2 separate regions of the Homo sapiens genome follow, and region 2 is linked to region 1. Evidence: chromatin loops called from intact Hi-C (ENCODE). Cell type or tissue: natural killer cell. All regions are shown on one strand. Each heading gives the region's core, and the rest is flanking DNA. Links, peaks and the distances in the headings are about the cores only. Region 1 overlaps ARHGEF9 (Cdc42 guanine nucleotide exchange factor 9). Region 2 overlaps LINC01278 (long intergenic non-protein coding RNA 1278).

Region 1 (16,953 bases), core at 3,302-11,301:
TGTATTATAGCAGTGAATCAGGACACATACACATCTACACACATGCTCCCCCTCCACCCATGTGGGTGGCTGTTCATGTCTGATGTGCAAATCTGCTGGCATTATGCTGTCAAGTTCCATGTCCGGTTGTTCAGTCTCTTTGGAAATGATTATGAAAGGAGAGGGGCTGTGAAGGGGGCCTTTGAAATTGTCTTGGCCACAGGACCCAGAGAGTATTATTTAATGGCGTCAGAGGGTGTTTTGGGCCTCAAAGCATGCTATCCTTGACTTGGTGTGGGTGAGAAGCTGAGGTTTTTGTGAGATTAGTACCATGGTGTAAACATGATCTGGGAGGTTTGCTGGCATTGGTTCTTATTAATTACTCTTTGGTCCGTTTGTGGAGACCCCCTGGATGGAACTGAGAACCTATTTCTTTGCAAAGATAATTTAGTGAGTTTTTTTCCCCCCTTAGCTTCATTGTATTATTTAAAGTAAGCTTATATCTTTTCTGGGCACTTTGTTTTGATACAGTGTTGGAGAGTGGGGAATGGCTCTATGCTGGGCAGCTGCAGACCTGTTTTTTTGTTTTGTTTTGTTTTGTTTTTTGTTTTTTCCATTCAGCAGCTGTTTGACCTTGGACAATTTTTTTCCTCCTCGGTGGGTTTGGGATTCCCAGTAACATTGGCATTTTTTGATGGCTCCACTAGGTGACTTCCAAGTTCTTGCATTTTATGATTTTATGACCCCTAGACACTTGAAGTTGTGGGGGGTGGGGGGGATGAGCTGGAAAGACAAGTGAAAAGGAAAAGAAAATGTTAATCAAAGGGTGATGGGAGGAGGGGAAGGATATCTGGTACTACAGCCTGGATAACAAGTTTAAGCGAAGGGGTTTTTTTTGCCTAGTTATTTGGGAAGGAAACTGGGACAGCAATAAGGGAATGCTTTTTGACTTTTTTTCCCCCAAGGGGAGAAGGGGTCTCTGAGACTAGTCTTTGATCTAGGTTTATGACTTAAATAGTGTCACGAAATGCCTTCTCCTCTGTGAGCCTGACAGACCTTTGGCAGAAAGCCTCTGGGAATGTATGTGTGTGTGTAGGGTGTGTGGCAGTATGTTCATGGGGGTGTGTGGGGGGGAGCACACTCCTGAGTGTGGATGCGGGGTGTGGTGGTAGGAATGAAGAAAGACAGTATTGAGTTCCACAGTTCTGAATAGCCTCCTTGTGCTAGGACCTATAAGGATTTCACAAATGCTGGGATGGATGGGTATCACCCATGCCATTCCTCTTTTCACCACCTAAAACCCCTCAGGCTAAGGAGGTGTCTTGAATGAGCCCTTCCATTAGTAATTTAGCTGTTGAAATGGGTTAGCGCTTTTAAAATTGTCTCCAGGCAAATAAAGGGATGTTGCTAGCCAGATGGCAGGCCACCATCTAGCAACCAGAAGGGAATTTGAGAGTAGAGAACAAAAGGTAGCAGTGTGACTTTTTACTTGTGTGAATCCTAAAGGTTTGGCATTTCTGCTTCAGACTTGTGAGGATATTTTTCTCTAGCAAAAAGAGAAAAGAGTGGGAGAAAATGAGAAATGCAGCCCAGAGAAGCGGAACCCTATGCATTTTGACTTGTCTTCTTTTTTCCTTCCTCCTCTGCCTTCTCTCTTAATCTTTCTCCTTCTTCCTTTCTTCCCACCCCTGACACCACCTCCTCCTCCCACCTCCCCACTGTAAATGGGTGAGAAGTAAAAAAGAGAAGAGGACTTTTCCTCTCTGATTTGTCCCAACTTTTCCCAATAAAGCTCCTCCATTCCCTTCCCTCCTCTCTGGCCCCTTTGAGTAGAGGATAAGCTTTTGCCATGTAGGAGGGGCAAAATCCCAGCTTAGGGATTTTCGCTCCTGGATCCCCATCAAAGAATTAAAGAAAATGCCCTCTACTGGTATCCTAGCAACCCCTGTATCACTGAGCACCCACTGAGCTCCAGAGCCCACCCTTTAAAGGCCCAGGCACCAATAACTCTAGAAAAAGGGGACTAGAGCCTAGTGGGACTTGGAGAGATGCTTTTGGGGAGGGAACAAAGAAAGAACAGAATCCCAATTTCCTGCAAATGCCTCGGAAACATGTCCACAGCAGACATGTAGAGCCTAGCCTCGTCCAGCTATGAGATTATTTATTAGAAAACTCCTGGTTTCAAATTCCTTTCTAGTCAGTCCCATCTCCTTAAGATTAACTGTGCCATTTTACTGCCTAGCTTTAGTGCCAGAAGCTCTGCCGGTCCTGAAAAAACAATTTTTTTCACCCTAACTTTTGGCTGCATCAGGGAGGGGGTGAAGTGATATCTTGGTGGGAACAAACTGAACAGCATTCTTCTTCCATTGAGACAGCCTCCATCTGTCAGAACCTGCAGTGTGCTTGTGCAGTGTGCCCCAATTTTGTCTGTGGCTTGGGGAATCCTGATCAGCCTAGCTTTATAGAATTTGGGAATTTTTCTTTCTGTGGTTTTGGTGTAGTAGTTTCTGACGGGGGAGGCTGGACAAGTTGAAAGAGCAAGTTTGATAATGGAGCTGGTAAACAGGGCTTGGACCCTGGCTCAGAGACTCTCACCCACCGGTGTGTGTGTGATTCAGCTACTAGGGAGCTGAAAGATCCCAAAAAGGCTGTAGGTGAGGTGCTCTTCTGCCCTTGAGGTAAGGCCCAGATTGAGAGCAACCAGAGGGCACAGTCTGGTGGTTTGAAGGATGGTAACAAAGCATGTCTTCCTCTTTAGCCTTTGTCTGCCATCTCAGTTTCTGGTCCCTTGACCTGCAGAGTGCTTGCTCTGGGCAGGGATATAAGAATTGAGCCTTTTCTCCCAAAATAACTGCCTCCTCAGAAGACCTCCTACAAGGCATCTGGATCTTGCTCCAGTGGCTTTGCCCCAAGAAATGGGATGGAGGAGGGGAATCTTGGACTCTCTAGCTCTTATTTCCAGCTCTGCAACTTGTTCTAGGCCAACTGAGTCTCTGGCTTTCCAAGAATCCTTGATGAAGGTTTAGCTTCTCCAGTATCTGCTCAGAGTGTCTCCTTCTGTCTTAGGTGGATCTAGCTCCATAGAGTATTTAGTTTATTGTACTTTGCTCTAGCACGAAAGTACAAAGAGGAAAAACTAGAAGGGGAAGAACATAGAGGGGAGAGAAGGCTCAGGAAGCAGTCCAGTAATGACAATACTAATAACTCCTTATCAGTGCACGGGCCTATAGCGTTTATGAAGGAATTTCACATCCTTTCTAACTTGAGCATCACATCAGCCTTGTGAAGTGGGTAGAGATGATTGTAATTCCCAGTGTTACAGATGAGGAAAGTAAAGGTCAGCAAGATTGTTGGGATGGGAGTGGGTCTGCCTTTCAAATAGAGAGGAGAGTCAGAGTTGGTCATTCCTAACTAGTGTGATGTTGAATGTAGGGAGGGAGGGCCTGACGTGGTGGCTCACGCCTGTAATCCCAGCACTTTGGGAGGCTGAGGCCGGTGGATCACCTGAGGTCAGGATTTCGAGACCAGCCTGGCCAACATGGTGAAACCCTGTCTCTACTAAAAATACAAAAATTAGCCGGGCGTGGTGGCACACGCCTGTAGTCCAGCTACTTGGGAGGCTGAGGCAGGAGAGTCACTTGAACCCAGGAGGCGGAGGATGCAGTGAGCCGAGATCATGCCACTGCACTCCAGCCTGGGTGACAGAGCGAGAGTCCGTCCCAAAAAAAAAGAAAGAAAAGGAAACAAAAGAAAGAAAGGAGATTTGGGAGTCATCCCTGAAGTCATACTAGCTTCCTCAGCTACTCACATTTTTAATAACTTTCATTTGTATAGCACTTTTGCTCAGAATTTTCATTCTATAAAATGCCTTTTTGTCTTGAATATGCATCAAAGAGTTCTGTTTAGTTTTATGAAAACTCACTATTTGGGATCTTCAAGGTGAGAGGCCAGTGTGAATTGCTGAAGCCTAAAATACAGAATGTTTTCAAGGAACTGTAGTTTTAATACAATTGTTCTTCTCTTTGAAGCACACTTATTTTTCTATATTTCTTTAAAAATCTGCTGCCTAGAACTGTTCATGCTACTCTAGGTGCCACCTGACTGAGATCAAGTGCAAAAGAACTTTGTTTTGTCTGTGAAATGTCTAATAATGCAGCCTTCTACTGATTCTCAACCCTCACTGAACATTCAGATCACTTGGGAAGCTTTTTTTTAAATACCCATGCCAGGTCCCCTATCTGAAAGATTCTGATTTAATTTTCATGGGCTAGATCCCAGGGAGCTTTATTTATTTATTTTTTTAATTTAAAGTTCCCTAAGGTGATTCAAATGTGCAGCCAGGGTTAAGAGTTAGCCTTTTGAGCATGTAGGTCCAAACCATTTACTGTCTAGTCCAGTCCTCTACTCTCTTGTGAAGTTGGCCACTTCAGGGTTTTTTGAACCAAACTTGCTACATTTTATCTTGACATGTTGGTCCATTATTCTAGCTTTCTGTGGATTTTAAAATTTTTTCTTCATGCTGTGCTACAAATTAGCAGTCCCTTCTAGCACTGCATCAGTTAAATTCTATTTGTTTGGTTGGACTATTGTTCTAGCCTTTGGGAGGTTTTTATTTTTTTTCTTCATGTCACACAACAGGTTAGCAGCCTCTTCTAGTGTTGCATTATTTGAACACCAAATAAATGGCATTCGAGTCGTTGATTCAAAGAAATGTTTACTATGATATGATTAATGCTAGCTCTTCTGTCACCTCACCAGAGCCCCTCTTGGAGTTGGGACTTGTTAATTTTTGTATGTATCTGGTCAACCAGTGCAGACTGCACCTGGTTGTGCCAGCATTTATCCTACCAGGGTGTTAATGTGAATAACATAGCACGATAGATTTGTTGTATGCTTTGTGGGCATCAAGATATGCTAGGTTCATAGCAAGCATCTGCCAAACTGATAGCCCCATCAGAAAAAGCAGTATAAGTTACTTGGCCTCTTACTCATGGTAAATCTGGTTGCAGGCTCCAGAGCTTCTTGTTTTCTTTCTGTGCCTACAATGCAAATGTTTCTAAACTGGGTTCAGAACTTGGCTGAGGGTCAGTACTACAACTGTAGTTTCTGTGTATTACTTTCTCCTCTTTGAAAAAGCAGGACATAATGGATTTAGCTTTAAAACAGAATATATTTTGTGCTCAAAGAGTTCCGGAAATTCTTTGTGTATGTTTCTCTTGTTGTTTTGCTTAATTGTTTCCATTAACCCAGTGGTTCTCAGCACTGGCTGCACATCGGAATCACCTGGAATATTAAGAGTAACAACAATTCCTAGAATCTTTGGGAGAGATCTGATTGAGTTGATCATAGTGGTTTCCTGGCATCAATATTTTTCTAAGAGTTCCCTGAGGTGATGGGAATGTTCAGCCAGGGGTGAGAATGACTGCTATGGAATGCTTCATAGGAAATGTTAGCTCAGCCTGTCTGACTTATCACACATGTGACTAGGCAAGCTTCACAGATGGTGAAATTTTATTCTAGGACTGTGGGAGCCTCGATAAGTCCCAGGGGCTTGTGCTCACTCTAAAAAGGAGGAATCAACCCTAGGGAATGAGTAGTCTGGAGACCTAATTGTATTTAAAATAATCAGCTGTGAGATGGTTTGAACACTTCAGGAATAAAAAAAAAGTCAGTTCCTACACATTTGCTGTAATGATGGGGAAGATTCTGCTCATTTGCTAGTGACCTCAGGCAAATTACTTCTCTCCTCTGAAATTTGGTTTTCTTCATCAGCAAAATAAGGATAGGTGGATTTGATGACTTCAAAGATTTCTTCTAGCTCCAACAATATGTGCTTATTTTGTGATTAATATTAATGATCAACACGAGTACAGATATTATTTAAATCTAGCAGGTAATCCAGAGATCCATTTTAGCAGGTTTAGAATACACAGAGTGGTTTTAAGGATAGCAGTTTTGCCTTCTTAATTATACTTGGCTTAGGTTTCTTTTAGAACAAGTGAACTTAGGTTGTATTCTTTGAGCACACACTGGCCGCCAAGCAGGAAAGGAGACTGTATGAACACGCATTGGCTGCCAAACAGGGAAGGAAGTGGTACAGTGAATTGAGTAGCTAGGGTATGCCAGTTTGGGATTCTGTTTATTAAAGAGATATGTCATGGATAATTGAGAATTGCCTCTCATAGATATAATACCAGTCTCATAGGTCTGAAAAAGATGGATTGCTTTGACAGCTCAGAGCCCCTTCCTGCAGTATTTTAAGTAGCCATTCACTTGGTTAATAATACTACTTCTATTAATAAGAATTTCAACAAATAAGGTTTCCTATGTATTTCATGGGCTTCTTCCTCAAACCTAAAAGTAGTTAAGAAAGTGAGGCTCATAAAGATTAAGCAGCTTACTCAGTGTCAAACAGGTAGTGGTAGTGACTAGTGGTAGTGGTAGTTCTAGTGGCCTAGAACCTAGGCGTCTTGATACCACATCCTGCAGTGCTTCTGGTATAGCCTGCATAGTGGACTCTGTGGTCAGGATGCAGTCATGACTCTGAGAATTAAAGGGGTTTTACTGACATAGAGCAGTATTCAGGAGGAAGCTTTGAAGAAAGGAGCAAAAGGGGCAATGTGGAGGAAGAAAAAAGGTTTAGAGAGGGATGTGTTCAGGCCAGTTTTTCTCTTGCCCTTATCACTCTTATGTGCTAGTTCCAGGCCCCTGATGGGAATTGGCCATTGATCTTTGAGCACCAAGGTTGAGTGTTGGTAGCAGAGAAGAAGGAAAGTTGTACATGCATGGCAGAAGGATAGCATAGGGAAGGCAGACTTGCAGTAGGAGAAAAAACAAGAAAAGGCCTTAGGAGCCCTAGGATTAAGCCCTGGCTCTGTACCTACCTTGCTGCCAGATCTTGATCAAGGCCCTTCCCACCTAGGCGTCAGCTTCCACGTCACTAAAATGAGAGTGGTTTCAGTAGAAGAACTATGTTCTCAAATGGAATGTTAGCCAGAAGCTTCTATATAAAACAGGAAAAAGCACAGATGGTCTGGTTGAAATGGGCATGGGACAGGTATGGAGGACAGAGTCTAAAGTTCCAGGGAACCATCTTGCGTATGCAGATTTTGGTCATTAGGGGAACTGGAATTAGAAGAGTGGAGATGGCTCTGCCAAGCCCAGCCATAGTGCTTGGGGAGATAGAGCATCCTTGGATAGAGTTGTGTGATGGGGGTGGGTATTTCATTTAAGTGGCCAGGATTTACAGAGAATCACTTAGGGGCAGATATTAAAGTGCCTAGTACAACACACTGCCCCCATTCCTTTTTTTACAAGTGAGAAAACTAAGGCACAGGAGGGGAAAGGGATGGGTCCAAGGTTGCAGTGATAGTTCTGGAATTCTGATTCTTTAGATAGGGCTCTTGCCTGCTGTAACTTGCTACCTCCCCTATAGGTTTCTGGCTCTATGCTCCCTTGGCTGGATCAGAGACCTGAATGCTCTTTCAGGTTTGGTTGGAGAAAGCAAGCTGACGAGAGGCTGGGAGAACAAGAGCTTTATATAACCTCCTGGAGAGGGAGCAGGCCTGTTAGTAGTCCTTGGAGTTCCAGGGAGTAGGATGGGGATGAGGGGAACACAGAGTCTCCTGAAGGCCACATTAGCTCTCCTGAGGCAGAGCAGTAGATGCAGCCCTGTGAGTGGCCATCTACCCTCAGGGCCCAGAGGAGGCCAGCACTGCACATCCATAGCCAGCTCTGGGAATGGCTTTGGCAGCTGATTTCTCCGCCTGCCTGCCTTCATTAGAGAAAGGAAAGCCATGTACCTCCGTGCCCAGCTGGCTGCAGGAAGGATGTACTAAGAGCCCACCCCCCACCCCCTCAGAGTGTGGTGCCTAAAGGCAGTAGCTACTTTTAGCTGAACCTCCCACAGCCTCTCCTCCACCCACTCTCTCCCTCCTCCCTCTGTGAATTGTGCAGGATGGCAAGAAGGCTGGGGAGTAGGTGCCTTGGCATTGGGATAGAGGCAGAGGAGGAGCTAGGCATCTCTAGGAGGGGCTCTGATAAGCCCTGCATGGCAGGAGGGCTTAGAACAAAAGCAAAATGATGAGATTGCTTTGTGCTTAGGACCCAAAGGGAGTTGAGGGATTTATTAATTTCCTTTGGAGCATGCAACCAGCTGAAGTTCATGTCTTGTAAATTTAGACTGAACTGCATGGGAAGACTTACACTCTACTTGGATTAAGAGGAAAGCAACTGGGGCTAGTGGGTACTCACTTGATTCTTAACTACTCCTCTTGAACAGTCTTACACTTTTCAGTGGATTTTGTACATCGTCTCACTTGATTTTCTCTGTGGCCCTGTGAAGTGGGTAGGGCAGAGATTATCTCCATTTCACAGGTGAGAAAAAGAATGTTCAAAGACTTATTGTCACATAGCTGCTTCTAGCCTGGCCTTCTGGGCTTCAGCTCTGGAAGTTACAGTGCCACTTAAAGTCACTGCAGACAGCTATATTTTCTAGAAAAATAGGTGCTGGAGCTGTCCTGATTCTAATCTCCTCATTGTGGAAGCTGGGGAACTAGGTCCAGAGAAGAAAAGGACTTGCCCCAGGAAATGTAGTACATCTGTAGTAGTGCTGGAATTAGAACATTGCCATGCAAGGATGTGAATTCCTGGACCTGCAAGATGTGCAAGCCACTGTGGTCTTTCAAGGGTTGTTTGGGAAACCTGTGTGGTGTGATGGAAAGCAAAGTGTCACAGAACTAGGAGTTTGTTATTTTTCAGTTCAGGCAGAACTGTGGGTGACTGCCCCAGTGGAGGCCTGACACTCAGTAAGCCCTCTATAAAGATTTGGTTGAATGGAAGATGTACACATGAGTAAAAAGGAGGTGCAAATGTGAAGTCAGTTGCTGTGTGACCTTGAACAAATCCCATTGTCTCTGTCCCTCATTTCTGTCTGTCATTTTTGGAGGACTCTTTTTACTTCTCTCCCTTGGAAGAAGAAAGGCCCTGTGACCCGGCCCATGTCTTGGGTGCTTGGTGGAAAGCTGTTTTGTTTTCTGATTTTTGTTGTTGTTGTTGTTTTTAAATAAGCTTTCTTTTATTTATCCCAAGCTCCATTTCCCATGCAGTCACACACTCGCTGCTATGAAGAGCAGACTAACTTTGTCTCTCCTCATCTCCTGCAAAGTTAAAAGAGGAACTTGGAAGAAAGCCAAAATTAATTGTGTTTTTATTTAGCACCTTCTTAAGTCCATCAAGCCATAAACCACTTAGGCACATGGCAATTAAAAAACAATTCTTGGCCCCTAGATCCTTGGCTAGGATTTGTGATGGATTACTGGGTTTTCATGATATGATCAAAAACTGTTTTAGAAATTGCAGGTTCTTGCCCAATGAGCTGTGTAGAACAAATCAACACTCTTCACTTATACTCGCATTATTTTGTTTGGAAACATCTCACTGATCTGGGGGCAGGACAAGAAGATAAAGACTACTGTATAGCCTTCTGCTCCTGACACATGTTCTTTTCTCCATTACACTATTAGGTGGCCAAAGCCAAGATTATTTTCCCAATTTTATGGCTAAGGAAATTGAAGCTCAGAGAATTGCTTTGATTGACTCAGGTCAGTACTGCATCTTAAAGTCAGTGGTGAGCTAGGAAGAACATAGTATATAGCGTTAGGTATTATCAACTCACCAGTACCAAGTGTCTCTAGGCAAGCCATTTAAGATTCCCTCTGTAGTTTGCTTCTGTCTAAGTATTTTGTTGTTGTTGTTTGTTTATTTTTTGAGATGGAGTCTTGCTCTGTCTCCCAGGCTGGAGTGCAGTGGTACAATCTCAGCTCACTGCAACCTCCGCCTCCCAGGTTCAAGCAATTCTCCTGCACGCCACCATGCCCAGCTAATTTTTGTATTTCTAGTAGAGACGGGGTTTTGCCATGGTGGCCAGGCTAGTCTTGAATTCCTGACCTCAAGTGATCCACCCACCTCAGCCTCCCAAAATGCTGGGATTACAGGAGTGAGCCACCACACCTGGCTCTAAGCATTTTTACAAAAGTTAATCAAGATAGAAGAAAGAAGTAGGCATATGCTACTGGATAATTGGATAGGTTGGCATTGAACCATTAATTGGTATTTTGGTGCATCTACTGGATCTACAATAAATTCATCTGGATATCACATTGTCCAGGGATACATGAGAGGCCTTTCAAAATGAAGAAAAGTGGCCCCAGATTCTGTAGTCTTTGGTGACCTACTTAGTTTGGACGCTTTCTCTCTGTGGGTTTATCTGGCCATGTTCTTAAAGACTGGGCCTTGATCCTAAAAGCAGGCTCTTTACCATTACCAGTTTCTATGGTCATCCCAAAGGATGGGGAAGAATGATTTGGATAAACTACATGTCATTTTGCCTGGGCTTTGGTGGAGATTGTATGCCATTCCTTTTACTCCAGTTGGTTCAGGCCACTGGGAAAATGAGTGTGGAATGACAAGAATAGGGAGACAACCAATAGCTTGCTGAGGGTTAGAGGGGGCCTAGCTGGGATGAGACATCTGCAGGTGCTAATCCACGTGCACATATCTACACACTGATTCTTTGTGGTGTTGGGGGGAGCAAGCAGAGTTTGTCCATAGTACTTCAGCTGAGAAGTGACTGGGTAACAGTGAGAGGAACCCAAGCATTGAGCTCGTTCCTTCAGTGTACTTCTGGGGAAACTGAGGTCTAAGGAGAGGCAGGAACTTGCCCAGAGTCTCAGAATTTGTCCGTGATCTTTGCCTATTCTCTCTAGTCAGCCAATGGCTAATTTACCTTACATTTGTGAGGCTCTTTAGATGAATGAGGGGTGGCTAAGCCTCTTGGGAAAAGCACCTGTGATTACCACATTCAGGAAGTGACAGAGATGAAATCTGAACCCAGGTCTTTTGTCCTGCTTAAGAGCAGATTGACCCAGACTTGAAGGAAGGCTGTTAGAAACAAATTGATGGGGAAGAAAATTGGTTCAGCTTTGCTGTCTATCCATGCTCTATGCCCGTACCTTCACATACACATACATGATAGATCATATGTGATGCACACTTACACATACTCAGACACATGGGATGTATTTGGGACACACATGGGACACACAGCTGGAACATATTTTCACATTAACACACTTGGAACACACATTCAGTTAAACATGGGAGGAATATTCACACTTGCACATTCTCAGCACAGGCAGGATACACACACAGGAACACACATGAGGGATACTTGTACGCATCTGCATGTGTGAATGCACATGGATGCATATAAGGCACAATTGTGCACCCACATACATATGGGGCATGCTGAGATGCACTCTCAGATATACTGTTACCCAGGACATGCACTCCTATACCTGAGATACACACTCCTAAAGACTACTTGGGCAAACAACACTCCACACTTGAGTGTTGAGTCACACTTGAACACACCTATGGGACATATCCACATGCTCCACACAGCCATGTGGGACATATTTTGATGCAGAACACGTCCTTCCCTTAGGGCCAGCCAGCTGTCACTTTTTCCTAAGTGGGCATGACAGGGAACTGGTCCCAGCTGGTGGGCCTCCATAAGTTTGCTCTGGCTCTCCTTTAACCTTGAAATTAGACTTGAGAGGGCAGTATGCTCAGTAATAAAATGGATGTTCAAGATGGCATGTTTTGTAGCAGGCTCTGTAAGGTAAACAGGGTTCAGAGCAGAGCCCTCAGATGTGAGTTAACAGGCAGATGCAGAAGAATGGAAAACACAAATTGGGATTGATCAATGCAGAAAGCTTGAGCCTGCTCCTTCATCCCCCAGTTCACTTACAAACCATTGTGGAGTGATATGGTTATGAAGCAATGTCAAAGAAGGCCTAAAGTCACTGGATATTAAAGTTTATCTTTCTTGGGAATGAAATAACAGTCTGGACTAGAGCAAAGATATCTAAATTGTGGGTGTTAGGGTGTGAGGGGAAGTGGTAGGATGCATAAGCGGGAGATCCCTTTGGGCAGTGGCCCATCCTCTCCTGGGTTAGTGGTGGTCTGAGACCAGCCTCATCCTTAATGACCACAACCTAGCCCCTAGGCACAGCAGCTTGGGTCATCTGGCCCCACTAATGAATACCTGCTATTTTTAGAGTTCCTCAAGCTGGAAACCAGGTCATGGTGTCCTGGGGAAGCCTTTGTGGTCCTTGGTACCTAAGGCTGAAGCTGGAAAGACAGGGCCCTAGATTGGGTCTGAGTGAAGGGTGGGAAGCAGGGGGACACGTAGCTGGGGAATACCAGGCTTTCCTGGGAGCAGCATCCTCAGAGCCTCAGTTGGGTTACTATTAACTATAACAGCCTCATGCCCATTTCTCAGCTTTGGCTTTGAGGTCAAGAAACATGAGTTTCAGTTGCTACTCTGCCTCTTACAGTGTGTCTCAGTCACGTTCCCCTCTGCTGTCTGAGTCTTACTTGCTTTATTTATAAAACATCCAGTATTGCCCTTAGATGATGGAAAGGCTCAGCTAGGCTAAGAGTTGAGAAAATGTTTTGAAGATACACTTTTCTCCATGCATAAAGCTGCATCATCATTGTCCCTAAGCTGGATTCAATTCCTGCCAACAATTGGACCTGACTCCTATTGGAGTAGCTGTAGACAGCAAAGGCCAAAAAAAAGGAGCCAAGAGAAGACACCCTCATGGAGTCAGGTTGGTCAAAGTCATGCTGAGATTACCCCCACATATACAGATGCTTTTCAATGCCAGGTCAGTCATTCTGGGAAAGAAAACAGATTTGCAGCATTTAGGTGGTCATGTAGCTTTGGCTCCTCAGGAATCTCCTAGGTAATGAGAGAAGGGGAGGCATCAGGAGCAGGGATTTCTTCCTAAACTAGGAAATGCAAGACCAGGTCACCTGTACCTGCCACCTGCCAGAGGAGGCAGCCTAGAGTGCCAGCTCTGGCTCTAAGAGAATCCTCTTTGTGTTTGTGCTCATGGCCATTTTATCTGGTTTGCTGAGAGGGAGAAGGTCAGAAACTAGACTATGTAGTTCAAGTTTCCCCCTGCTGCAGACATTGTGGGCAAAGTTCTCCTGACCCTCAGTTTTCTGGTCTGTGGAATGGGCTTAACTGTAGTCTCTCATAAGAGTTTTAAGTGCAAGACTTCATTGTGACATAGGATGTGAAAAGTGTCTTGTAAAATGTTGAACATGTGTTCCTGCTGTTTGGATTGTTAAGATTTCATCCAGGTTGTAATTACACATAGTTTGGAGGTAATTGAGAAACTTCACTTTATTTCTCTACCCCTTTCCCATACCGTTCTTTTAAGGCATTATTATATCCATTTTACAAATGGGGATACTGAGGCTCAGAGAAAAGAGAAACAAGTCTGAGGTGGCAGGATTAGGTGGTGGTAGATTCAGGACTAGAAGCCATGCTTTCAGATTCCCAACCCAATGTACTCTGGCCCTGGGCTGCCACCAATGAATTCCAGTGCTAAAGGAATCTGCCAGAGGTTACTTAAGTAAATATATATAAAGAGTTAGATTTTTCTCTGACAAGCAGTACAGGGGGTTCTCTGGGGCACAGCTTTACCCAGCACTCTCCCTGCTTGCCCAAGAGAGACACGCTGATTGTCCCTTCATCCCTCCTACAGCAGCTCATGTCCTGCTGTCTCCTGCATGTTGGAAGCAGTGAAGAATTGGAGATGTTAGGCTGTTGTGAGAAGCAATCCTTCTGCCGGTTTAAGCCACTTCAAGACAATAGGAGGATTCTTGGAGGCACAAAATCCACCTTGGTCACCCGCACCTCCTCACAGTTTTTTGGGTACCCCTGACCTGCCTAAGGGGTTGGCTGAAAGGGATCTAAGGAAATATATTTGAGGGCCTTGATCTCTGGAGGATTGTGCTAATAGTTGAGGGATAAGATTATGGAAATAATCCAAGAACCAAAACTGGGAGTGTCTCTGGAGACCATTTGGGCTGAATTTCACCTGGCCTCAATGAGGACATTAAAACCCAGCTGGGCTTACCTTTTCTCCCTTAGTGTGGTTTTCCTTTGTACACCACAGATTCTCGTGTTCAGTCAGATTTCCTGGAGTCTTTCTAGCTTGCTTGTTTTTGCTATTCTGAGCCCAGAAGAGGGAAGGGGTGACACATTGAGTGGAGTGGTGAGAGGAAAGAGATGGAGGAATCTGATGAGCTCAGGCCTTGAGGGGCAGGCATTGGAGGAAAAGGGCTTTTGTGTCTCTCTTCATTTGTATTGCTGCTGATGCATTATTTTCCTATCTTCCACTGATTGGCTGTGGGAGCCTAATCCAATCTGTTGTTATCTTCACTTTTGCTGCTCAAACCTCCAAAATGACTACAGTATTCATTTTGAGGGATGTCTTCTGTGGGATTGGATAAGCAGTGGGGCAGGGAAGTGGGGTGGGGGGAATGCGGTGCTTCAGGAAAAATGGGGAGAGGAACTTTCTTTTCTTCAAATTTGAGAGCCCAGAGAAGTGAATAGGAAAAGGTTAGCTGGCACAGCCCTGCCAAGAAGTAGCCATGCAGTTTCCTAATCTCTTTTGACCATAGATACCTTATTTTTAAAATTTTATTTTTGGATAGGAAATATATTCACATGTTTCAAAATTCAAAAGGTCCAAGAGAGTGCACAGTGAAAAGTCTCCCTTCCACTCCCTGCCCTCTGCAGAGGCCACCAATGAGTCCTTCCAGAAAAATGTTATGTGGATGTATAAACAAATATGAATATATTCCTCTTTCTCTTTTTTATGGTAATATACAACACATATTGTTCTGTACCTTGCTATGCTTTGGAGATTCTTTGATACTTCATTGAATTTCACCTTTTGGGGATGTGAAGATGTGCTGTGGAAAGTAGAGGTTAAGAGCACTGATTCTAGAGGGAAACTGTCTGGGTTCAGGTTTGGATTCTGGCTCTATGAACTTCAACAGTTACTTCATTGTTTTTCTGAACTTTGGTTTCCTTATCTTTAAACTAGGGATCAAATGAGTTATTATATGTAAAAACTTAGATTTGTCTCTGACACATAGTAAACATTCAATAAATGTTAGCCATTTTTTATTATTAGGAAAAAAACCCCACTGGACCAGCGCCAGTAGATCTAGGTTTTCTCCTGGCCTCTGTGCTCCTGGGATAGCTGGGTAACTTCCTTTGTTCACAAATTAGTTTCCTTACCTTTAAAATGGAACAACTCATCCCCACTCTGCTTATCCCCAGGATTTCTGGGTGGGTCCAGTGAGCTCATGAATATGAAGGCAACTTAGCAATTGTGATGTTCTGAGCAGATGGAAGAAGTGCAACTTAATATTTTCATAGACACTACTTTGGGTGGCTTGAACCCAGTGGTCTGAACTGGGTGGAAAAGGCAGTGTTTTTCCTTCTGCCAGTGGAACCCAAAAGCCATCCCTGTACTGGTGTTGTATTTTGAGTGGGAGATAGCCCATGGCAAAATTTTGAAATACTCAGGTTTTGTCTTCTGACCTTTTTTATTCCACCCCATCCCTCTCCTGACTTCCTTGTTTCATTTTTTTTGGGGGGCCACCCCACCCCTGTCAAAACCTGCTTTTAGAAGCAAAGCAGCAGCATATGTCAAAGATGACCTCAACTTTCCATTTGAAATAATTTAATACAGCTGGCTCAGAGAGGCGCTGGATCTGCCCAAGTTCATACAGCAAGTCCAGAATCAAGCTACACCTAGAGCTCATTCTTCCCATCCCAGTTTTTATTACTGACATTTGCATTTTAGTGTGAATTTGAATTTGAGATTCCTTAGCAAAAATCATCTGGTCGTGGGGGAGATTCTGGAAGTATCTTTACTAATCCTTCATACTGAAGTGTTCTTATCTTTTAATCTTCAGGGTCAGACCTGTTTGGGACCCTGAGCAGGGAGGGAAAGTCAGGTTCTGGTTTTAGTACTGAAGGGATGATGTCTATAGAGCAGTGGGAGAGAAGAGCACCAGAAAATGTTGAAAGCGGTAACCTCCAAGGTGAGACTTAGGGAGAAAATATTAGTTCTTTATATATTAAATTGTTAATCTCATTGTTATTTAATTTCTATTTTGTGGAGTTTTTTTTTATAAAACACATACTACATTAATATTTAAATATTGGGATAGGTGTTTCTTGTTTTGTTTTTTGTAAAATAAATTTTATTGTGTATATTTGAGGTTTACAACATGATATTGTAATATAGATAGATAGTAAAATGGTTACTGTAGTGAAGCATATCTGTCATTTCACAGAATTACTTTTTTGTGACAAGAATAGCTAAATGTTTGTATTTTTGTTTTTAACATTAGAGGTACATGATCCAAAAACTATTGGCTACCATTCTTCTAAGACTATAGGCTTGGTTTCTAATCTTGGCAGCTCTGCTGCTAACTAACTTGATGCCTTAGGAAGCTTTTCTCATTGGAGCCTCATTTTTCTTACCTGTAAGAAAGGGAGGACTGAGCTAGGTGTGCTAACTAGTTACTTGGAAATCTCCAATCCTGACCACCTCTGAGTATAAGAATCCACTGCCTTTGGGGCTCTTGAGCTGAGACAGTTAAAAGGAGTTCAAGCCCTGACACCTTACTAGATGCTTTATCCCTCTATCAGCTGCCTTGGTTTCCTTCCCTTCTCTACCCCCACCACTTTCACCTAGCCCAGACTGGTAGATGCTTCCTTACATAAGTTTAGCGAACCTACTTGACATTGTTTTGTTACAAGCACAACCACTTTTCCTGTAGACACAGACCTGGTGCCATCCCTTCTGAGCTTTGAGGGTGTGTCTGATTTTGCTTCTATTTTGTCCTCTCTGGCAGCCTAGGTTTAGTCGTTGTATCCCTCTGGCTAAGTCTTTGGTTTCAAGGTCTGAGGGGAAGCCAGCTCAGCCAGTTTGAGTCCCTTGGGGCCTGACCCAATGGCTGCTCACTGAATCCCTCTGCCACTTCCTCATCCAGGACTGGGCTAGACTTTTTTAGGAGAACATAGTCCAT
Region 2 (16,953 bases), core at 3,060-11,059, 220 kb after region 1:
TAGGTATGTGGATTTGTAACTGGGTTATCTATTCTATCCCATTGGTCTATGTGTTTGTTTGTATGCCAGTACCATGTTGTTTTTGTTATTACGGCTCTGGAGTATAATTTGATGTCAGGTACTGTAATGTGATTCCTCCAGTTTTGCTCTTTTTGCTTAGGAAAGCTTTGGGTATTCTAGGTTTTTCATGGTTCTGTTTAAATTTTAGGATTGCTTTTTCTATTTCTGTGAATAGTGTCATTCGTATTTTGATAGGGATTGCATTGAATGTGAGATTGCTTTGGGTAGTATGAACATTTTAACAATATTGATTCTTCCAATCTGTAAAGCTGGAATATTTTTTCATTTTTAGTGCCCTCTTCAATTTCTTTCATCAGTGTTTTATATAATTTTTATCATAGATATCTCTCACTCATTTGGTTATTTTAATTTTATGTGTCTGTTGTAAATGGGATTACTTTTTAAATTTCTGTTTTACGTTGTTCACTGTTGGCATGTACAAATGCAACTGATTCTTGTATGGTGATCTTGTGTCCAGCAACCTTCTTGAATTTATCAGTTCTAATAGTTTTTTTTTCTGGTGTCTTTAGGTTTTTCCAAATATAAGATCATATTGACAAACAAGGATAATTGTATTTCTTCATTGCCACCTTGGATGTCTTTATATATTTATCTGGTCTCATTGCCTTACTTAGGACTTTCAGTATTGTGTTGAATAACAGTGGTGACAGTGAGCATCCTTGTCGCATTGCAGATCTCTGAGGAATGGCTTTCAGTTTTTTCCTTATTCAGTAATGACACTAGCTGTTGGCCTCTTGTATATGACTTTTTTTTTCCTTTTTTTAAATTACACTTTAAGTTCTAGGGTACATGTGCACAACGTGCAGGTTTGTTACATATGTATACATTTGCCATGTTGGTGTGCTGCACCCATTAACTCATAATTTACATTAGGTATATCTCCTAATGCTATCTCTCCCCGTTCCCCCCACCCCACAACAGGCCCCGGTGTGTGATCTTCCCCTTCCTGTGTCCAAGTGTTCTAATTGTTCAATTCTCACCTATGAGTGAGATCGTGCGGTTTTATTATGTTGAGGTATGTTTCTTCTATTCCCAGTTTTTTGAGGGTTTCTATCATGAAGGGATGTTGAATCTTATCAAATGACTTTTCAGCATCAACTGAAATGATCACGTGGTTTTTATCCTTCATTCTGTTTATATTACATTGATTCATTTGTGTATGTTAAACTATCCTTGCATCCAAGGGATAAATCTCACTTGGTCATGATAAATGATCTTTTTAATATATTGTTGAATTCGGTTTGCTAGTATTTTGTTAAGGATTTTCACCTCAATATTCATCAACGATATTGGCCTGTGTTGGTTTTTTCTTTATGTGTCTTTGTATGGTCTTGGTATCAGGGTAATACTAGCTTCATACAATGAGTTTGCAAGTACTCCCTCCTCCTCTATCTTTCATAATAGTTTGAGTAGGATTGGTATTAGTTCTTCTTTAAAAGTTTGATTGAATTCAGCAGTGAAGCCGTCAGGTCCTGGGCTTTTGTTTACTGGAAGAATTTTTATTATGGCTTTGATCTCGTTAACTGTTACTGGTTTGTTCAGGTATTAGATTTCTTGGTTCAATCTTGGTAGGTTGTATGAGTCTAGGAATTTTTTTATTTATTCTAGATTTTCCAATAGTTGCTCATAGTAGCCACTAATGATCCTTTGAGTTCCTGCAGTATCAGATGCAATGTCTCCTTTGTCATTTTTGATTTTATTTATATGAATATTTCTCTTTTTATTAGTCTAGATAAAGTTTTGTTATTTTTTTTTAACTTTTCAAGAAACCAGGGTTTCTTTTTTTTCATTGATTTTCTTTCTTTCTTTCTTTCTTTTTTTTTGAGACAGAGTTTCACTCTTGTTGCCCAGGCTGGAGTGGAATGGTGCGATCTCGGCTTACTGCAACCTCTGCCTCCCGGGTTCAAGCAATTCTTCTGTCTCAGCCTCCTGAGTTGCTAGGATTACAAGCATGCACCACCACACCCAGCTAATTTCATATTTTTAGTAGAGACGGGGTTTCTCCATGTTGGTCAGCCTGGTCTCAAACTCCTGACCTCAGGTGATCTGCCCACCTCGGCCTCCCAAAGTGCTGGGATTACAGGTGTGAGCCACCGCACCCAGCCACACTGATTTTTTTTTATTTCAATTTTATTTATTTATTTTTTGCTCTAGTCTTTATTAGTTCTTTTATTCTACTAATTTTGGGTTTGTTTCCTCTTGCTTTTCTAGTTTTTTAAGATGCATTGTTAGATTGTTTACTTGAAATTTTTCCTCTTTTTTGATATAGGCACTTAATAACTATAAAATTCACTCTGAGTACTGTTTTTGCTGCTGTATCCCAGAGGTTTTGATATGTTGTGTTTCCATTGTCATTTGTTTGAAGAAATTTTTCAATTTCCTTTTAATTTCTTCATTGATTCACTGGTCATTCAGGAACATATTGTTTAGCTTCCATGTATTTATATCATTTCCAAAATCCCTTGTTATTAATTTGTAGTTTTATTCCATTGTTTTCAGAAAAGATGTTTGATATTATATCAATCTTTTTTTAATGTTTTAGGACTTGTTTTTTGACCTATCATATGGTTTGTCTTTTTGAATGATCTATGTATATTCTGCAGCTCTTAGATGAAATGTCCTGTAAATATGTGTTAGATCCATTTGGTCTATAGTACAGATTAAGTCCAATGTTTCTTTGTTGATTTTTATGTCTGGAATATCTGTACAATGCTGAAAGTAGGGTGTTGACGTCTCCAGCTGTTTTTGTATTGGGGCCTATCTCTTTAGCTCTAATAACATTTGCTTTATATATCTGGGTACTCCAGTGTTGGGTGCATATATATTTAAAATTGTAATTTCCTCTTGCTGAATTGACCCCTTTATCATTATATAGTGACCTTCTTTGTCTCTTCCTGTAGGTTTGTCTTGAAATCTCTTTTGTCTGATATAAGTATAGTGACTCCTGCTCTTTTTGCTTTCCATCAGCATGGAATATCTATTTCTATCTTTTTATTTTCAGTTTATTTGTGTATTTATATGTGAAGTTTGTTTTTTGTGGGCAACAGAATAATGGGTCTTGTTTTTTTACCCATTTGGCCAATTTACGTCTTTTGATTGGACGGTTTAGATCATTCCTGTACAATGTTATTATTGATAAATAGGGACCTACTCATGTCATTTTGTTGTTATTTTCTTGTTGTTTTGTGGTCTTCTTCCCTCTTTCTTTCCTTCCTGTCTTTCTTTAGTGAAGGTGATTTTCTCTGGTGATATGATTTAGTTTTCTTGCTTTTTATTTTTTGTGTCTCCACTGTAGGATTTTTGGTTTGAGGTTACCATGAAGCTTGCAAATACTATCTTATAACCTGTTATTTTAACCTGATAACAACTTAACAATATTTGCATAAATAAGCAAACAAGCAAACAGAAAAGGAGCTAATAAAAACTACACTTTAATCCCATTCCCTTGCTTTTTAAACTTTTTATTGTTTCTATTTATTTCTTATTGTACTCACTATGTTTGGAAAAGTTATTGTACTTACTATTTTTGATTGGTTCATTGTTTAGTCTTTCTACTTAGCATGAGTAGCTTACATACCAGTTACAGTGTTATAGTATTCTGTATTTTTCTGTGTACTTACTATTACCAGTGAGTTTTACACCATCAGGTGATTTCTGTTTGCTCATTTAATGTTTTTTTCCTTCTGATTGAAGTACTCCCTTTAGCATTTATTGTAGGAAAGGACTGGGGTTGATGAAATCCCTCAACTTTTGTTTGTCTGGGAAAGTCTTTATTTCTTCTTTATGTTTGAAGGATATTTTTGCCAGATATACTGTTCTGGGTTAAAAGATTTTTTCTTCAGCATTTTAAATATGTCATGCCACTGTCTTCTGGCCTATAAGTTTTCCACTGAAAGGTCTGCTGCCTGACATATTGGAGCTTCATTGTATGTTTTTTGTTTCTTTTCCCTTACTGCTTTTAGGATCCTTTCTTCATCCTTGGCATTTGGGAGTTGGATTATTAAATACCTTGAGGTAGTCTATTTTGGGTTAAATCTGCTTTGTGTTCTATAACTTTCTTGCACTTGAATATTGCTATCTTTCCCTAGGTTTTTGAAGTTTCTTCTTGTTATCCCTTTGAATACTATTTCTACCCTCCTCACTTTCTCTACCTTCTCTTTAAGGCCAATACCTCTTACGTGTGCCCTTTTGAGGCTGTATTCTGGATTCTCTATGCATGCTTTATTGTATTTTATTCATTTTCTTTTTTCTCCTCTGTGTATTTTCAAATAGCCTGTCTTCAACCTCCCTAATTCTTTCTTCTCCTTGATCCATTCTGCTATTAAAGGACTCTGATGCAGTCTTCAGTATGCCAGTTGCATTTTTCAGCTCCAGAATTTTTGCTTGATTCTTTTTAATTATTTCATTCTCTTTGTTAAGTATATATGATAGAATTCTGAATTTCTTCTTTGTGTTGTCTTGAATTTCTTTGAGTTTCTTCAACACAGCTATTTTGATTTCTTTGTCTAAAAGGTCACATATCTCTGTTTCTCCAGCATTGGTCCCTGGTGCTTTATTTAGTTTACTTGGTGAAGTCATGTTTTCCTAGATGTTGTTAATACTACTAGATGTTCTTCATTGTCTGGGTGTTGAAGAGTTAGGTATTTATTGTAGTCTTCACTGTCTGGATTTATCTGTAGCCATCCTTCTTGGGAAGGCTTTCCAGATATTTGAAGAAAACTTGGGTACTGTGATGTAAGCTGTTTCTGCTATAGTAGGCATCCAAAGCCCAGTCTTCTGTAGTTCTTGCAGACTAGTAGAGATACTGCCTTGATGGTTTTAGATAAGACTTGGGAGAATTCTCTGGATTACCAGGCAGAGACTCTTGTTCCCTTCTTCTTCTTTCTCCCAAACATACAGATAATCTCTTCATTCTTAGCCATCAGCTGGGGCTGATGTGACACAAGCACCCCTGTTGCCACCACCACCATGACTGTGCTGACTCAGACCTCAAGCCAGCACAGCACTGGGTGTCACGCAAAGCCTGCTATAACCACTCCCTGGCTACTGGCTGTGTTCTTTCAAGGCCCTGGGGTTCTACAGTCAGTGGGTGGCAAAGCCAGCCAGGCAGACATAATTCTGGGTTTGAGTCCAGTCTCTGCCATCTTCCAGCTTTATGATGTTTCCTTTCCTCCAGGGAAGCAGGGTCGCCCAGGCCTTGGGTAGGTCCAGAGGTGCCATCTGGGAGTCAGTGACCAGAGTCAAAAACCTTCAAAGTCTACCCGATGTTCTGTAGTACTGAGGCTGAGCTGGGACTCAAACCACAAGATGCAGTACTTCCCACTCTCTTTCTCTTTCCAAAGGCGGAGGAGCCTCTCTCGGTAGCTATCATTCTTAGGCCACAAAGAGTACTGCCAGAATACCTCTGATCTTCCCTTAAGGCTCAAGATCTCTTAAATTAGCTTGTCGTGATTGCTACCTGGCCTGGGACTCACCATTCAGAGCAGTGGGCCCCAGGAACCCACTTGGTGCTCTAAACCCCTGTGGCTATGCTGGTACCTAAGGTGCAAGAATAAGTCCCTTTTTCTCTCTGCTTTTCTCTAGCAGAAGGGATTTTGCCCCATAGCCACCACAGCTGGTTATGTGCTGAGTCCCTCCCAAAGCCAGCAAGTCTCAGAGGCTCACCAAGGTCCTCAACATAGTACCTAGGTATCACTGCTAATTATTTAGGGCCCAAGGGCCCTTCAGTTAGCAGGTGATGAATGGTCCCAGAACTGAGTGTTTTCCTTCAAGACAGCAGGATCCCTTCTGGCCCAGAAATGTCTAGAAATGTCATCTGGGAGCTACAGCCTGGAACGGGGGACTCCCTACTCTTATTGGTACCCTATCCTGCTGTGGCTGAGCTGGTGCCCAAGATGCAAAACAAAGCCCTTCCTACTCATGCCTCTCCTCTCCTCAAGCAAGAGGAAAGGGTCTTTTTTGGAGCCATGAGCAGTGCAGCCTGGGGTAGGGAAGGAGTGATGCCAGCACTCCATTGGCTGCCCCAGCTGGTGTCTCAGTATTTCATGAGCTACTCCAGTCCACTGTCTTTGGGCCAAGTTCAGTAATAGCTCTCTCTTAAGAGTTTCAGTCCTTATGGCCTAGAATGCCCTTCAAGTTTACTTGGAGACACAGAGCACTGTAGGCCTTGGTGGCGAGGTTTGTGGGAACTCAAGTTCTGATCACTAGGATTGGTGATTTCCCTTTGGCTAGGGCTGGTTTAAATGCTCCCTGCATGTGCGGGCATCAGCTGAGTTTGTTCCAATTTTCCTTTCTGCTCTAAAGGACAGCACTGAGTTCAATGCCTCACAATTGCTGTGTTCTTTCTCCCCGACCCCAGGAAGCTCTCTGCACCATGCAGCTGCTGCTGGGGGGTAGGGGAGGGTGGGCATCGGTGATTCAGGGCTGTTTTTTCTATCTCTTCAGTGCGTCCTTCAGCAATATGAAGTTAACACCAGGTACTCTGAGTACTCACCTGAATTTTGTTTTCTATGAAGGTGTTTTTTTGTGTGTATGTGTAGATGGTTGTTAAGTTGGTGTCCTTGCAGCAGGGATGATTAGTGGAGCCTTTTATTTTGCCATTTTGTGCCGCCTTCTTTTCTGTTGTTAGATATGTATTTATAAAAATTGTATGAACAGCTGTATGCCTTAGCAAATATGTATCTCTAACAAATTAATTATTTATAATCTTTTACGTGTAAATTAGTAAAGATTAAACCAAGTTCTAAGGAAACTATCAACGACATAAAAATCTTTACAAAGATCTAACTGTATATTTCTACATCTCTTCACTGTCCCCTCACCCATACATACTTCCTAGCCTTTGGTATCTATCATTCTAATCTCTACCTCCTTGAGATCAATTTAGTAAAGTAGTGTGACTATAGTTAACAACAATGTATATTTCAAAATAGCTAGGAGACAGGACTGGAAATTTTCCCAATACATATAGATAATAAATACTTGAGGTGATGGATACCTCAAACACCTTGACTTGATCATTACACATTATATACATATAAAAAAATCACATGTACCTCATAAATATGTACAAATGTTATGTATCAATAAGAAATTAAAAAGTTTAAAACACCTTTACAAATATTACATTACGTTAATACATATACATGGCCCAGTGTTTTTTCCATGTAACTATTAATGGGCCATGAGAATTGGGAATGTGAATAGGCCTTGAACCCACATAATTCTGGGTTTGAGTCCACTCTCCACCATCTTCCAGCTTTATGATGTTTGCCAGGTTATTTAACATTTCATGACCTCAATTTCATTGTCTACAGAATTGGACCAGTAATACTCACCTGATAGTATTGTCCTTTTGGTATTTGTAGCATTCTATCAAAGGCAACGAGCTATTTAAATTTAGAATAGTGCCATTACTGTATTTCGAGGGTTTTTTTTTTTTTTGCTATTTTATATTGAAAGAATTGTTTTGTTAATTCTTTTCAGTACACAGAGAAAGCAAATACTTGGTAATCTTTATGAGGACAGGATGGATGACCATCTTTCTGATCACTCTATCTTTAGGGCCAAGCATAGTGTCTGACTCATGACAGAGACTCAGTAAGTATTTTTGGACTGAACAAATGAAAAAGTATTTATGCATTTTGCCTTTAAATTATAATTCCACAATTTAGAACAATTGTGAAATGCTCAGATTAGTACAAGTGCATCTTACAATGCTTTTTAGTACAGAAAGTTTTAACAGTCTTGAGTGATTGGAAAAAAATTTTAGCAAAATACTACCTAGTGGAAGTTTCATTGAGCCATCCTGAACAGGCCAGCAGGCTAAGCTCTGAATAGCAAGTCATTTATATATTGGCAAATTTCTAAATATTAGAAAATCTTGAAAATCTCTAAGCCTTGTGGATATTTTAAATTTTAATTTATCTAAGAAATACAGCATCTTGGGCTGGCTAGGCACTGAAGAGAAATATGAGTAATCTGAATAAGCTAATAATGTAGAAAGAAAGAGCAGACATCCAGTACCAGGTTATAGGTGCTACAATTGAGGTTTGAACAGGTTGCCAGGGAAGCAGAGGGCAAGAGGTATAATCTTACACTTGGATGAAGTGTGGTATCCTGGGGTGTGGTGAAGTGACAGAATAGTGCCAGGAAATGTATCTTAGAGGTGTCAACCATTAGAGCTGGGTTATGAAGGATAGCTACGATTTAGTAACTAAAATGAGGATGTCACAGGCAGAAGAAATAATATTTGAAAAGCCCTGAGTTGAGAGAAACAATGCCATATTTTGTAAACAACAAGGCATTTATATAGCTGGATTTTAGATTACAGGCATCTGGAGAAGAGGATGAATTAGGCCTAATATATCAGGTTCAGGATTTTGGATGTTATTTATCAGGACATAGTGAAAATAACTGTACCTTTGTCCTGATATATGCATTGGGTCGCCAGTATATGTATCACTTATCAAACTGAATTGTAATAGACTGACATTTTTAGGCCTAGCTTACTATGGTTTGTAGGACCAATGTGTCTTACATGATGGTCCCTAGTTTGTTACAATTCTGTGACTTTGATCTATGACTATAATAATTACTATGTTTTGCACATGTATGTTTATTGCAGCACTATTTACAATAGCAAAGACATGGAACCAATCCAAATGCTCATCAATGATAGACTAGATAAAGAAATTGTGGTACATATACACCATTGAATACTATGCAGCCATAAAAAGGAATGAGATCATGTCCTTTGCAGGAACATGGATGAAGCTGGAAGCCATCACCCTCAGCAAACTAACACAGGAACAAAAAAACAAACACCTCATGTTTTCACTCATAAGTGGAAGTTGAACAATGAGAACACATGGACACAAGGAGGGGAACAACACACACTGGGGCCTGTAAGGAGGGTGGTGGCTCAGGAGAGGGAGACCATTAGGACAAATAGCTAATGCATGCAGGGCTTAAAGCCTAGATGACAGGTTGATAAGTGCAGCAAACCACCATGACACACATAACCTATGTAACAAACCTGCACATTCTGCACATGTATCCTACAACTTAAAGGAAAAAACAAATTATCATGTTTGTATCCTTGCTTTGTGCTGCAGCCTTTCACAGCTTTTAGTGAGCCCACTTTAGCAACCCCTCTCCCAACTTTCTAAATTATGGTTTCTATTCTGCTACATGCTAACAGATTAAATCATTAAACTTGCTAGAATTATTTGTGAATTAAGACTAAGTTCCATGTAAAGATATAGAGCACATTTGCTACCATAGGTCTGCTCTTGTCCATGGCAAACAATGACAATTTATCATAGTTTCTATTCTCATAGAGTCCACTTAAGATCTCAAAATTTCTTCTTAACACTGCTCTGTGTTTCAGGCAGCAGTTACCTAATTAGTAGAACTCGTTAAGCATGATTAACTCCAGTTTTTATGACTAGTCTAAGAGCTCTCTTTTGAGTACATTCTGTGGGTCTTAACGCTGGAGCTATTTGGTTTCACAGAGGTTTTCTTTGTCATTTAATTTCCGTTTCTCAGCTATGGTCACAGAGTTGTGAGTGTCAGAGAGTGCAGGTGTTCCTGCCCCAAGCACTACATGTTCATGCACTTTAATTGCTTAAATTATTAAGCAGATTAAACTTTTAAATTATAGCCTGGCCTACCAACAAAACTCCAGGCAACGAAAGGCTTTTATGAGCATTCTTGTGATTTGGTCTAGGAAAAACTGGTCTGAGCGTCACAGATTATTAAAACTACGAAGTCCCATAAAATTACTATCTAATTTTACTCTACTAATTTTGCGGATGTGAAAAAATGTAACCAGAGAAGCTAAGTGACTTTCTCTTTTTTTTTTTATTTTAACGGTAGTTATGGTTTTTTTTTTTTAATATACTTTAAGTTTTAGGGTACATGTGCACAACGTGCGGGTTTGTTACATATATATACATGTGCCATGTTGGTGTGCTGCACCCATTAACTTGTCAATTAACATTAGGTATATCTCCTAATGCTATCCCTCCCCACTCCCCACACCCCACAACAGGCCCCAGTGTATGATGTTCCCCTTCCTGTGTCCATGTGTTCTCATTGTTCAATTCCCATCTATGAGTGAGAACATGCGGTGTTTGGTTTTTCGTCCTTGCAATAGTTTGCTGAGAATGATGGTTTCCAGCTTCATCCATGTCCCTACAAAGGACATGAACTCATCATTTTTTATGGCTGCATAGTATTCCATGGTGTATATGTGCCACATTTTCTTAATCCAGTCTATCATTGTTGGACATTTGGGTTGGTTCCAAGTCTTTGCTATCGGGAATAGTGCCGCAATAAACATACGTGTGCATGTGTCGTTATAGCAGGATGATTTATAATCTTTTGGGTATATACCCAGTAATGGGATGGCTGGGTCAAATGGTATTTCTAGTTCTAGATCCCTGAGGAATCGCCACACTGACTTCCACAATGGTGGAACTAGTTTACAGTCCCACCAACAGTGTAAAAATGTTCCTATTTCTCCACATCCGCTCCAACACCTGTGGTTTCCTGAGTTTTTAATGATCACCATTCTAACTGGTGTGAGATGGTATCTCAGTGCAGTTTTGATTTGCATTTCTCTGATGGCCAGTGATGATGAGCATTTTTTCATGTGTCTTTTGGCTGCATAAATGTCTTCTTTTGAGAAGTGTCTGTTCATATCCTTCACCCACTTTTTGATGGGGTTGTTTTTTTCTTGTAAATTTGTTGGAGTTCATTGTAGATTCTGTATACTAGCCCTTTGTCAGATGAGTAGACTGCAAAAATTTTCTCCCATTCTGTAGGTTTCCTGTTCACTCTGATGGTAGTTTATTTTGCTGTGCAGAAGCTCTTTAGTTTAATTAGATCCCATTTGTCAATTTTGGCTTTTGTTGCCATTGCTTTTGGTGTTTTAGACATGAAGTCCTTGCCCATGCCTATGTCCTGAATGGTATTGCCTAGGTTTTCTTCTAGGGTTTTTATGGTTTTAGTTCTAACATTTAAATCTTTAATCCATCTTGAATTAATTTTAGTATAAGGTGTAATGAAGGGATCCAGTTTCAGCTTTCTACATATGGCTAGCCAGTTTTCCCAGCACCATTTATTAAATAGGGAATCCTTTCCCCATTGCTTGTTTTTGTCAGGTTTGTCAAAGATCAGATAGTTGTAGATATGCGGCGTTATTTCTGAGGTCTCTGTTCTGTTCCATTGGTCTATATCTCTGTTTTGGTACCAGTACCATGCTGTTTTGGTTACTGTAGCCTCATAGTATAGTTTGAAGTCAGGTAGCGTGATGCGTCCAGCTTTGTTCTTTTGGCTTAGGATTGACTTGGCGATGCAGGCTCTTTTTTGGTTCCATATGAACTTTAAAGTAGTTTTTTCCAATTCTGTGAAGAAAGTCATTGGTAGCTTGATGGGGATGGCATTGAATCTATAAATTACCTTGGGCAGTATGGCCATTTTCACGATGTTGATTCTTCCTACCCATGAGCAGGGAATGTTGTTCCATTTCTTTGTGTCCTCTTTTATTTCATTGAGCAGTGATTTGTAGTTCTCCTTGAAGAGGTCCTTCACGTCCCTTGTAAGTTGGATTCCTAGGTATTTTATTCTCTTTGAAGCAATTGTGACTGGGAGGTCACTCATGATTTGGCTCTCTGTTTGTCTGTTGTTGGTGTATAAGAATGCTTGTGATTTTTGTACATTGATTTTGTATCCTGAGACTTTGCTGAAGTTGCTTATCAGCTTAAGGAGATTTTGGACTGAGACGATGGGGTTTTCCTAGATATGCAATCATGTCATCTGCAAACAGGGACAATTTGACTTCCTCTTTTCCTAATTGAATACCCTTTATTTCCTTCCCCTGCCTGATTGCCCTGGCCAGAACTTCCAACACTATGTTGAATAAGAGTGGTGAGAGAGGGCATTCCTGTCTTGTGCCTGTTTTCAAAGGGAATGCTTCCAGTTTTTGCCCATTGAGTATGATATTGGCTGTGGGTTTGTCATAGATAGCTCTTATTATTTTGAGATACGTCCCATCAATACCTAATTTATTGAGAGTTTTTAGCATGAAGGGCTGTTGAATTTTGTCTAAGGCCTTTTCTTCATCTATTGAGATAATCATGTGGTTTTTGTCTTTGGTTCTGTTTATATGCTGGATTACGTTTATTGATTTGCGTATATTGAAACAGCCTTGCATCCCAGGGATGAAGCCCACTTGATCATGGTGGATAAGCTTTTTGATATGCTGCTGGATTCGGTTTGCCAGTATTTTATTGAGGATTTTTGCATCAATGTTCATCAAGGATATTGGTCTAAAATTCTCTTTTTTGGTTGTGTCTCTGCCCGGCTTTGTTATCAGGATGATGCTGGCCTCATAAAATGAGTTAGGGAGGATTCCCTCTTTTTCTATTGATTAGAATAGTTTCAGAAGGAATGGTACCAGTTCCTCCTTGTACCTCTGGTAGAATTCGGCTGTGAATCCATCTGGTCCTGGACTCTTTTTGGTTGGTAAGCTATTGATTATTGCCACAATTTCAGAGCCTGTTATTGTTCTATTCAGAGATTCAACTTCTTCCTGGTTTAGTCTTGGGAGGGTGTATGTGTCGAGGAATTTATTCATTTCTTCTAGATTTTCTAGTTTATTTGTGTAGAGGTGTTTGTAGTATTCTCTGATGGTAGTTTGTATTTCTGTGGGATCAGTGGTGATATCCCCTTTATCATTTTTTATTGTGTCTATTTGATTCTTCTCTCTTTTCTTCTTTATTAGTCTTGCTAGCGGTCTATCAATTTTGTTGATGCTTTCAAAAAACCAGCTCCTGGATTCATTAATTTTTTGAAGAGTTTTTTGTGTCTCTATTTCCTTCAGTTCTGCTCTGATTTTACTTATTTCTTGCCTTCTGCTAGGTTTTGAATGTGTTTGCTCTTGCTTTTCTAGTTCTTTTAATTGTGATGTTAGGGTGTCAATTTTGGATCTTTCCTGCTTTCTCTTGTGGGCATTTAGTGCTATAAATTTCCCTCTACACACTGCTTTGAACGTGTCCCAGAGATTCTGGTATGTTGTGTCTTTGTTCTTGTTGGTTTCAAGGAACATCTTTATTTCTGCCGTCATTTCGTTATGTACCCAGTAGTCATTCAGGAGCAGGTTGTTCAGTTTCCATGTAGTTGAGTGGTTTTGAGTGAGTTTCTTAATCCTGAGTTCTAGTTTGATTTCACTGTGGTCTGAGAGACAGTTTGTTATAATTTCTGTTCTTTTACATTTGCTGAGGAGAGATTTACTTCCACCTATGTGGTCAATTTTGGAATAGGTGTGGTGTGGTGCTGAAAAAAATGTATATTCTGTTGATTTGCAATGGAGAGTTCTGTAGATGTCTATTAGGTCCACTTGGTGCAGAGCTGAGTTCAATTCCTGGGTATCCTTGTTAACTTTCTGCCTCATTGATCTGTCTAATGTTGACAGTGGGGTGTTAAAGTCTCCCATTATTAATGTGTGGGAGTCTAAGTCTCTTTGTAGGTCACTAAGGACTTGCTTTATGAATCTGGGTGCTCCTGTATTGGGTGCATATATATTTAGGATAGTTAGCTCTTCTTGTTGAATTGATCCCTTTACCATTATGTAATGGCCTTGTTTGTCTCTTTTGATCTTTGTTGGTTTAAAGTCTGTTTCATCAGAGACTAGGATTGCAATCCCTGCCTTTTTTTGTTTTCCATTTGCTTGGTAGATCTTCCTCCATCCTTTTATTTTGAGCCTATGTGTGTCTCTGCAGGTGAGATGGGTTTCCTGAATACAGCACACTGATGGGTCTTGACTCTTTATCCAATTTGCCAGTCTGTGTCTTTTAGTTGGAGCATTTATTCCATTTACATTTAAAGTTAATATTGTTATGTGTGAATTTGATCCTGTCATTATGATGTTAGCTGGTTATTTTGCTCGTTAGTTGATGAAGTTTCTTCCTAGCCTCGATGGTCTTTACAATTTGGCATGATTTTGCAGTGGCTGGTACCAGTCGTTCCTTTCTATGTTTAGTGCTTCCTTCAGGAGGTCTTTTAGGGCAGGCCTGGTGGTGACAAAAATCTCTCAGCATTTGCTTGTCTGTAAAGGATTTTATTTCTCCTTCACTTATGAAGCTTAGTTTGGCTGGATATGCAATTCTGGGTTTAAAATTCTTTTCTTTAAGAATGTTGAATATTGGCCCCCACTCTCTTCTGGCTTGTAGAGTTTCTGCTGAGAGATCCTCTGTTAGTCTGATGGGCTTCCCTTTGTGGGTAACCCGACCTTTGTCTCTGGCTGCCCTTAACATTTTTTCCTTCATTTCAACTTTGGTGAATCTGACAATTATGTGTCTTGGAGTTGCTCTTCTCGAGGAGTATCTTTGTGGCGTTCTCTGTATTTCCTGAATCTGAATGTTGGCCTGCCTTGCTAGATTGAGGAAGTTCTCCTGGATACTATCCTGCAGAGTGTTTTCCAGCTTGATTCCATTCTCTCCGTCACTTTCAGGTACACCAATCAGACGTAGATTTGGTCTTTTCACATAGTCCCATATTTCTTAGAGGCTCTGTTCTTTTCTTTTTATTCTTTTTTGTCTAAACTTCCCTTCTTGCTTCATTTCATTCATTTGATCTTCCATCACTGATACCCTTTCTTCCAGTTGATTGCATTGGCTCCTGAGGCTTCTGCATTCTTCAGGTAGTTCTCGAGCCTTGGCTTTCAGCTCCATCAGCTCCTTTAAGCACTTCTCTGTATTGGTTATTCTTGTTATACTTTTGTCTAAATTTTTTTCAAAGTTTTCAGCTTATTTGCGTTTGGTTTGAATTTCCTCCTGTAGCTCAGAGTAGTTTGATCGTCTGAAGCCTTCTTCTCTCAACTCGTCAAAGTCATTCTCCGTCCAGCTTTGTTCCGTTACTGGTGAGGAGCTGCGTTCCTTTGGAGGAGGAGAGGTACTCTGATTTTTAGAGTTTCCAGTTTTTCTGCTCTGTTTTTTCCCATCTGTGTGGTTTTATCTACTTTTGGTCTTTGATGATGGTGGTGTACAGATGGGTTTTTGGTGTGGATGTCCTTTCTCTTTGTTAGTTTTCCTTCTAACAGACAGGACCCTCAGCTGCAGGTCTGTTGGAGTTTGCTAGAGGTCCACTCCAGACCCTGTTTGCCTGGGTACCAGCAGCAGTGGCTGCAGAACAGCGGATTTTCGTGAACTGCTAATGCTGCTGTCTGATCGTTCCTCTGGATGTTTTGTCTCAGAGGAGTACCCGGCCGCGTGAGGTGTCAGTCTGCCCCTACTGGGGGGTGCCTCCCAGTTAGGCTGCTCAGGGGTCAGGGGTCAGGGTCCCACTTGAGGAGGCAGTCTGCCCATTCTCAGATCTCCAGCTGCTTGCTGGGAGAACCACTGCTGTCTTCAAAGCTGTCAGACAGGGACATTTAAGTCTGCAGAGGTTACTGCTGTCTTTTTGTTTGTCTGTGCCCTGCCCCCAGAGGTGGAGCCTACAGAGGCAGGCAGGCCTCCTTGAGCTGTGGTGGGCTCCACCCAGTTGCAGCTTCCTGCCTGCTTTGTTTACCTAAGCAAGCCTGGGCAATGGCGGGCGCCCCTCCCCCAGCCTCACTGCCGCCTTGCAGTTTGATCTCAGACTGCTGTGCTAGCAATCAGCGAGACTCCGTGGGCATAGGACCCTCCGAGCCAGGTGCAGGATAGAATCTCCTGGTGCGCCGTTTTTTAAGCCCGTCGGAAAAGCACTGTATTAGGGTGGGGGTGACCCGATTTTCCAGGTGCCCTCTGTCACCCCTTTCTTTGAGTAGGAAAGGGAACTCCCTGACCCCTTGCACTTCCCGAGTGGAGGCAATGCCTCACCCTGCCTCTGCTCGCGCATGGTGTGCTGCACCCGCTGTCCTGCACCCACTGTCTGGCACTCCCTAGTGAGATGAACCCGGTACCTCAGATGGAAATGCAGAAATCACCCATCTTCTGCGTTGCTCATGCTGGGAGCTGTAGACATAGGGATGTTTTAAAGTACTTGAATTTACTGTTAACATGAGCACCGAAAATATGTAAAAGTTGTTGGCTCCCTGCTTCCCTTGGTCTACATCTCTTCCTAAATGATGAAATGTAAGCTGCCACTGTGCTTCAGTTAAAATTGGGGCAGTCACTTTATTTTTTTTTTATTTTTTATTTTTTTGTTATTAATATTATTATTATTTTTTATTATACTTTAAGTTTTAGGGTACATGTGCACATTGTGCAGGTTAGTTACATATGTATACATGTGCCATGCTGGTGTGCTGCACCCACTAACTCGTCATCTAGCATTAGGTATATCTCCCAATGCTATCCCTCCCCCCTCCCCCCACCCCACCACAGTCCCCAGAGTGTGATATTCCCCTTCCTGTGTCCATGTGATCTCATTGTTCAATTCCCACCTATGAGTGAGAATATGCGGTGTTTGGTTTTTTGTTCTTGCGATAGTTTACTGAGAATGATGATTTTGAATTTCATCCATGTCCCTACAAAGGACATGAACTCATCATTTTTTATGGCTGCATAGTATTCCAGAAACTACCGACAGAGTGAACAGGCAACCTACAAAGTGGGAGAAAATTTTCTCAACCTACTCATCTGACAAAGGGCTAATATCCAGAATCTACAATGAACTCAAACAAATTGACAAGAAAAAAACAAACAACCCCATCAAAAAGTGGGCGAAGGACATGAACAGACACTTCTCAAAAGAAGACATTTATGCAGCCAAAAAACACATGAAAAAATGCTGGTCATCACTGGCCATCAGAGAAATGCAAATCAAAACCACAATGAGATACCATCTCACACCAGTTAGAATGGCGATCATTAAAAAGTCAGGAAA

The links. Peaks named below come from ENCODE experiments on the same cell type or tissue, not always from the same donor. Only the 100,000 strongest peaks of a DNase experiment are listed, where the experiment ranks them.
Region 2: a loop joins it to region 1, with 4 times the contacts of the local background. A loop is called at or near these places in 1 of 110 quality-filtered maps.

Annotation. Positions count from the first base shown.
Region 1 is chrX:63,735,997-63,752,949 of GRCh38, reverse strand. The region is part of intron 1 of ARHGEF9 (Cdc42 guanine nucleotide exchange factor 9); the gene reads left to right. Among named protein-coding and RNA genes, the nearest start is that of ARHGEF9, 41 kb to the left of the region's middle. In natural killer cell, for the core only: no CTCF peak of the experiment used is centred there; a DNase peak (open chromatin) is centred at 6,459; H3K27ac peaks cover 4,084 bases.
Region 2 is chrX:63,518,291-63,535,243 of GRCh38, reverse strand. The region is part of intron 1 of LINC01278 (long intergenic non-protein coding RNA 1278); the gene reads left to right. Among named protein-coding and RNA genes, the nearest start is that of LINC01278, 34 kb to the left of the region's middle. In natural killer cell, for the core only: no CTCF peak of the experiment used is centred there; no DNase peak of the experiment used is centred there; H3K27ac peaks cover 2,131 bases.